Regions from separate parts of the Mus musculus genome. Here region 1 is linked to region 2. A link is a contact called in ENCODE Hi-C or POLR2A ChIA-PET data. All regions are on one chromosome and are shown on one strand. Each heading gives the region's core, a stretch centred on a gene start or an enhancer-like site at or near the end of the contact. The rest is flanking DNA. Distances are from core to core; before and after follow the strand shown. Region 1 holds the start of Oaz2 (ornithine decarboxylase antizyme 2). Region 2 holds the start of Rbpms2 (RNA binding protein with multiple splicing 2).

Evidence for each region. A loop is a pair of places that touch in the nucleus more often than their neighbours do. ChIA-PET counts read pairs that join two places held with the same protein, here RNA polymerase II (POLR2A).
Region 1: a loop to region 2 is called in a map of heart, with 2.8 times the contacts of the local background. The contact joins the promoter of Oaz2 here to the promoter of Rbpms2 in region 2. A Hi-C loop is called at or near these places in 6 of 37 maps with a recorded cell type or tissue (heart and mouse trophoblast stem cell). POLR2A ChIA-PET finds 5 or more read pairs at or near these places in 4 of 5 experiments (Patski and embryonic stem cell).

The regions. Positions count from the first base shown.
Region 1 is chr9:65,674,704-65,677,935 of GRCm38, forward strand. Oaz2 (ornithine decarboxylase antizyme 2) reads left to right here and starts at 1,845. Exons shown (of 5, transcript NM_010952.3): 1 at 1,845-2,062. The coding sequence starts at 2,043.
Region 2 is chr9:65,629,326-65,632,447 of GRCm38, forward strand. It overlaps Rbpms2 (RNA binding protein with multiple splicing 2), which reads left to right and starts at 1,257. Exons shown (of 8, transcript NM_028030.3): 1 at 1,257-1,572. The coding sequence starts at 1,504.

The DNA.
Region 1 (3,232 bases), core at 595-3,094, 46 kb after region 2:
TGCTCTGCTGAGGTTTTGTTGTTGGGAGCTCGGGGATCGTTTGAGACAGTTTTTCTCTGTGTAGCCCTGGCTGTCTTGGAACTATGTAGAGGCTGGCCTCAACTCAGAGACCTGTCTGCCTCTGCCTCCCCAGTGCTGGGATTAAAGGCGTGTGCCACCATGTCCAGCAAGGTGAGCCAGAGAACAGTTCTGAATATCTAAGGATAACCATGACAGTTCTTTTACCACTTCAATTTTTGTTTTAAGAAAAAGTAAAACGTAGTGTGAAAGCCCCATCCTTCCTTGGTATCCCCATGATCTGAACACTAAAATCTTGTGTGTGCGACAGAATCCTTAGGTCCCAAGGGGCACTGTAGCTTGGCAGTGGAGGTCATGTTGACCACTGCATTTTGGAGTAATACCAAAGTGAAAAAGTACAGGTTTTTCAAGCTGTCTCTTCTGCGTGTTGCTTTCTTTGCAGTGTCCTTCAGACTGAGTACTTACCTCATATTGTGATGGCCTCTCTCTCTGGACAGATTGTGACATCCAAGGTAGGTACATTGCCTGGCCCATTGTGGAAGCTTCCTGGATTCCTGCCCATGCTAGAAGCACATAGTATGTAGCTATTTACTGAACTTTGACTAAATGAACGGATGATTTGAGGTGACCACTGTGGTCTGAGAGTGCATCCTCTCCCTTTCCCTCTGCCCCACCTCTCTCTCTCTCTCTCTCTCTCTCTCTCTCTCTCTCTCTCTCTCTCTCTCCCCTCCCTCCCCCACCCCCAAGATAGGGTCTCACCATGTTACACTAAGCAGCCTGGAACTTGTTGCCTGCGTACTACAAGCTGGCCTTCAACTCACAGAGCCTCACCTGCCCCTGCTTCCTGGGTGCTAAGATAGATAAAGGCTTACACAGTCTCTACTGACTGCAGTCTAAGTTGACTGCACAGGTTTGACAACTAGGGTTCTCCTGTGAGTGTGGCTGGGATTTGGGGGTGTGTGTACATTGCTGCCTGGCCTCTGTGATTAGAGGGCCAGGTAAGACAGTGGCAGTGCACTAGGTGCCTTGCATGATCGATTGAAGCAGCTTGCACCGATTGGCTGGAAGCCACTGTCATTGTACTATGAATTGAAGGAAAAGATCTGTGGGATTAGATTCACACTGGAAATGGTGCTACTCTATGAGGAGTATTCTTCTATTTCAGATTTTGTTTTGTTTAGTGACATGGGTTTACAAATACTATTCTCCGGTTTCGGTTTGGCCACACACCAAAAGCAGCAAGTGCCCAGTGTGGTGAGGCACACTATTTCCAGCACTTGGCAGGACAGGAAGTAAAGGAAGGAGGATGGGGGTTTCCAAGTCATCTTCCAGTGAGTCTGAGGCTAGCCTGAGCTACAAAGACTGTATCAAAAAACAAACAAAAGGCAGACATGAACGAGTGGAGAGGGCTCAGCGGATAAGAGCACCGGTTGGTCTTCAGAGGACTTGGGTTCAATTCCCAGCCTCTACATGGCAGGTCACACTGTCTGTAACTCCTGTGCCAGGGGATCTGACATCCTCATATAGAGATACATGCAGGCAAAACACCAATGTGTATAAAAAATAAACATACATAAATGATTAAGAAAGAACAAAAGCAGAAATGAAGACTGGCCTTAGCCAAGCAGAACCTGAGTTCCTGGCATCGAGAGAGACCTCTTTCCCCTCTTCTCCCTGGCTACCGCCCCTCTTCCCGAGATGATAGCTTGCCCTTAGTACGCCTGCGCCCAGGCGGGGCGGTGCTTCGCCCTTTGTTGTGGGCCCCAGTTTCCCAGGACACCAAGCGGCGCTGGGTGGGGCTATGCAGATGAGGTACTTGGGGGCGGGGCGGTTGCGCGGCGGCGGCCGGGGAGGGTCAGTTGGAGGCAGGCGCTCGCTGAGGCAAGAGGAGGGCACTCGGCCCGCGGCCTGACAGGGACTTAGCCCACAGAGACCGGCCCGCGCGCGCGACCCCACACCCACCCACTCGTCCACCTACCCACTCCCCGCGCCGCCTCCTCCCACCCTGAGCAGAGCCACCGAGGATGATAAACACCCAGGACAGGTAACGGCCCGGCGCAGGCTCCCCGCCCCCATCCTCCCTCCGCAGCTCCAGAGGCCTTCGCACCCCCCCCCACCCCCGCAGCCTGCCCCCAGCCCCCAGGGGGCTCCATCCGCTCCCACTGTTCCTCTCGCCATCCCAGCCACTGCCACCCGAGTCCTGAAATCGGGCCTCCTTCCGTCCTTTAGCCCCCTTCCTCCAGCCCTGCCCATCCCCCTCATCCGGGTTTTCTCCTCGCCCGGAGCCCCCCCCCCCCAAAAAAAAAAAAAAACCTGGACATAGCCAGTCAGTCGCTCCGTTTTCTTAAGCCCAGTGGGACGGTGCCCAGTCCCCCATACTGTGGGCTTTCTCCCACAGATTCCCCGAATTGGTTCTTATCTTCCCTAAATCTTTCTTACTCCTCCACAAGTCACTTAATCGCTTTAAATCCATTCTCTAGTGAAAATTGCTTCCCAGGCAGACTCCTCTCAGCCCTGCCTGGCTGTCCCCAAAGACAAGCTCTGTCCGGCAGTTCTCAACTCAACCCTTTCCCCCTCTTCCCACCTCCTTGGGATGTGCAGTCCCACTCTCTTCCCCACCCTTCTCCAGGTAGGCCCCATTTTCCTGTCTGGGAACCCCCACTCTTTATTTCTCTAACACTATGGAGTCCATTCCTGCCCTCCAGCCTGTTTTTCCAATGATGTTGCCAACACTCTTCTACACACTCTTACCCTTTAAACACTACAAAGTCTCAGTTGGTACTCATCTTACCGCCCCCCCCCTTCTTTAAAATCATTACAATGCCCAACTTAGTCTCTCCCCTTTCCTGGGAAGATCATTAAGTGCTACCCCCTTTTAAATTTCACTCCAGGGCCTCCAAAACCAGATCCTGGGCCTTTGGAAGTTACCTACCTCAAGACCCAATCCCTGTTTCCCCCAGGATTTGAAATGCATTATTCTTTTGAAATGGTGTGGGTTTCTTAACTTTCAACCAAAGTAGGCAGAAGTCATCCCTTTAGTTACCCTCCCTTTTTCCATGTCCTCAGATATCCCACATTTCTGTCCCAGACAGACGCTCTTCTCCAAAGCTATTCCAGAATTTTCTGATCCCTCAGGATTTGTAATGCCACTTGCTTATGTATTATCTTGGCTTTCATTAGCAATTCAGAAATGATTCCTTTGCCTTCCCCTGTA
Region 2 (3,122 bases), core at 7-2,506:
TGCTCAAGGATTATCGGGGACTGCGGCTGGGATGTCTCAGTGCACATAAAGGAACCCATGGGCAGGGGCGCACGAAAGAACCCCAGTGCTCTGGCGGCTCCGCAGGGCAGTCAGGGCCGCTACTCTTCCAGTGCGACTTCAGGTAGGTGCCGGTTTTTTACAGGCTGCTGGCAGGAGACGTCCTGGTCAGCATTTATTCGGCCTGGGGGAAAATCCGGCCCTGAGGCCGCCCCCCCCCCCCCCCCCCGCCACCACTGGGTGGGAGTCTAGGCGACCCCGCCCTAGGCGTCAGCCGGCTCTTCCCTCCCCCACCCTGGGGTTCGGAATTGGAGCGGAAAAAGAACGAGCCGTGAGAAGTCTTAAAAGCGGGGTGGAGGTAACGAACGGAACCTTCTAGGTTAGTCGAGGTACCCCCCCTTCCTGAAGTTAAAAAGGATTGGGCTTCCTTCACCTCCTCTTTTGAGGTGACGGAGGTTGTGAGAGTGAGGAAAGAATTTGTATTCTAATCCCCACCAACTGGGCTGGAATCCTCTGGCCAGATAGGGGAAGTGATTTCCTCAAGGTCACTCAGCCAAAAAAAAAAAAAAAAAAAAAACTCTCGGTGACTTGCTCAAGATCAGGTGTTTGCCGCCCTACCCCTTCCTCGCCTTCACCCCCAAAACCCGGTCCCCGGCTGCTTCGCGCGAAGAGAACCGCTGGCCCGGACCCGACAGGAATTCGGGGCGAACGATGTGCTCGCGACAGCCTACACCTCCACATCTGGGCATGAAACCGGGAGCCCCGCTGCCGCCGCCGCCGCCCTCGCCCTGGCTGGGGATGCAACGTGCGGGTCACCTCAAGCTCCACCCAAGCCCGCGCGGCTCCTTTAAGAAAAGTTCTCTGAGAGAGTTCATCAAAGTTTAAAAAACTTGTCTGGGAGAAGGGAACGGTGGGGTGCAAGGGAGCCGAGTCGGGGAGAGAAAGGGAGAAGGGGGTGGGGGTCGACCAAGGAAGCGGAGTCGGGAAAACGCCGGAGCCAAGGAAGGCAGAAAGGCCGGAGCGTCGCGGCCCGGGCCGGGGCTGGGGACCGGGCCGGGGCCGGGGCGAGCCCGCACTGGGCTGCGGGGATTGGCTGCGCGTTCCCCCGGAGACCGCGCGCGGGGCGGGGGCGGGGCGGGGGAGGGGCGGGCCGGGCCCCAGCTGAGGCCGGTTCCGGCGCCCGCCCCCTCCTCCGGCGCCCGCCCCCCGCCGCCGCGAGCGCACTCGCGGGCCGCCCTGAAAAGCCGGAGGCGGTGGCCGCACGGGCTCCGCTCCCTCGGGTTCCCGGTGCCTTGCCCCTCCGGCCGCCTCCCGCACCCGCCAAACTTAATGTGATCCCCCCCCCCTTTCCTTTCTCCGTAGCCTGACGCGGCAGCAGCCGCTTTCCTCACCAGCTCGCACTCTCCTCGGGGGCGCACGGCTCGCCGTGCCCCTGCCCACCACGGGACAGAGCGTCCCGCTTCCCTCTCCGCGTCCCCCCTCACCATGAGCAACCTGAAGCCGGACGTCGAGCACTGCACGGGCGCGGGCACCGGCAGCCCGCTGGAGGAGGAGGTGGGTGTGCGGCCGCGGGAGCCGGCGCGCGTGAGGTGCACGCGGGGCCGCGGGCGGCGCGAGGTCCTGCGGGCCACCGCTCCTGGCGCCTTCCCTCCGCTGCCCTTCGCCCTGGGGAGGAGCAGCCCATGTCCAGCGGGCGGAGGCGTGCGGCCTGAACTAGCCCGGCGGGGCCGGCATTGTCTCCCCGCCCTCCGGGGCTCGAGGAGGGCGCGCGTCCCCGTGGTGGGCTCGGGGCGCCGCGGAGGTCCTACTCCCGCTGCCCTCCTTCCCCAAGCCCGGTGGGGCTTACGCTTCGCCTGAGGCGCGCCTCCTGGGTGGCCTGGACCTCCGCCCCGACTGTAAGGAGCTGAGAGGGATTATCCCGGTGGGTGCGGGAAGCTGGCTCACCCTCCAGCCTTTCCACCTCGCCCCCTCCCCGTGACCTTGGAGGCCTGGCCGGCTGCCCTGCGCTTAGGTTAGAGCTGTGGTCTCAGTGGGCAGGCGGGCTTTTCGCCCTGTCTCAGAACTTGGGCTTCTTCAGAGAGTTGAGCCGGCAATTTAATTAAAGTCGGAAAAGAGAGAAGTTAGAAGCCTTGAGTATCCCCTGTTCTCGCCCTTTGACCTAGTAGCCAAGCCAGTACCCCACACTGGCCAGGGTGGGATCTTCCAAGGAGAGGTGACATAATCTTGTCCAGCTGCCCTATGCAGAAAAAGAGGTTATGAGACCGCGTCAAGGAATCATCACTGCTCGTGGTTTTATCGCCTGGTGAGGACGACGTACTTGTGGGGGATAAAAAACCTTTAAGGTAACTTCGAGTGGAAACTAGGCAGGCCGGCTCAACTACTATGGGTTCTAGGCTCCTAGGGAGCTCTTTAACGTATGCTGTGTCACTCCAGGGCTGAGAGACCCTTCCTGCCCCGCCCTGGCATACTTTTGCCCAGGAAACCAAGGGCCAGTTATCCAGCCCTAGGGCCCTTCCCCTTGGTCTGGGGTAGAAACCGCAGAGGCCCTGATGTTTCTTACTGGTTGTGCTAATGAGTTGGTGCAGAATGACCCACTGTTGGGCTGGGCCAGCAAGAGGCCTGCTACCAGCTTCAGTGCACCAGTGGCATGACATCTTGAGACATCTTGATAATCTAGGTTTGGATCCTGGAACAAGGAGGCAGGGAATTATATGCAATGATTCACTCAAACGATGGAAAATGGAAGGGGGGAGACCGCTCCTGAGGTCTCTACTAGTAGCTCTGGAGTGAGTGGTAGCTGGTCTTGGTTACTGTTGGCTTTGTCCTCTTTGAACCTTTGGGGCCCTTCACCCCATCCTGATCTAAATGGTTTTTAGAGTCTCCTCTGAGAGTTGGAAGTGAGGAGTGTGTTGTTTGCTGTTGTGTCTGTGATCTCTGCTTGTTTCCCCACCCCCTTGTGCTGAAATTTCGGGGAGGGCAAGTGCTTCCTGAAGCTGTTCCAGGACCCCCAAATTATGCATCTTTTAAAAGGTTGGCCCTCAGCAGGGACTTCACACTTAATGAAAGGCTGACCAGATCCTCAGACCTGTTCTGTTCTGTCTGGG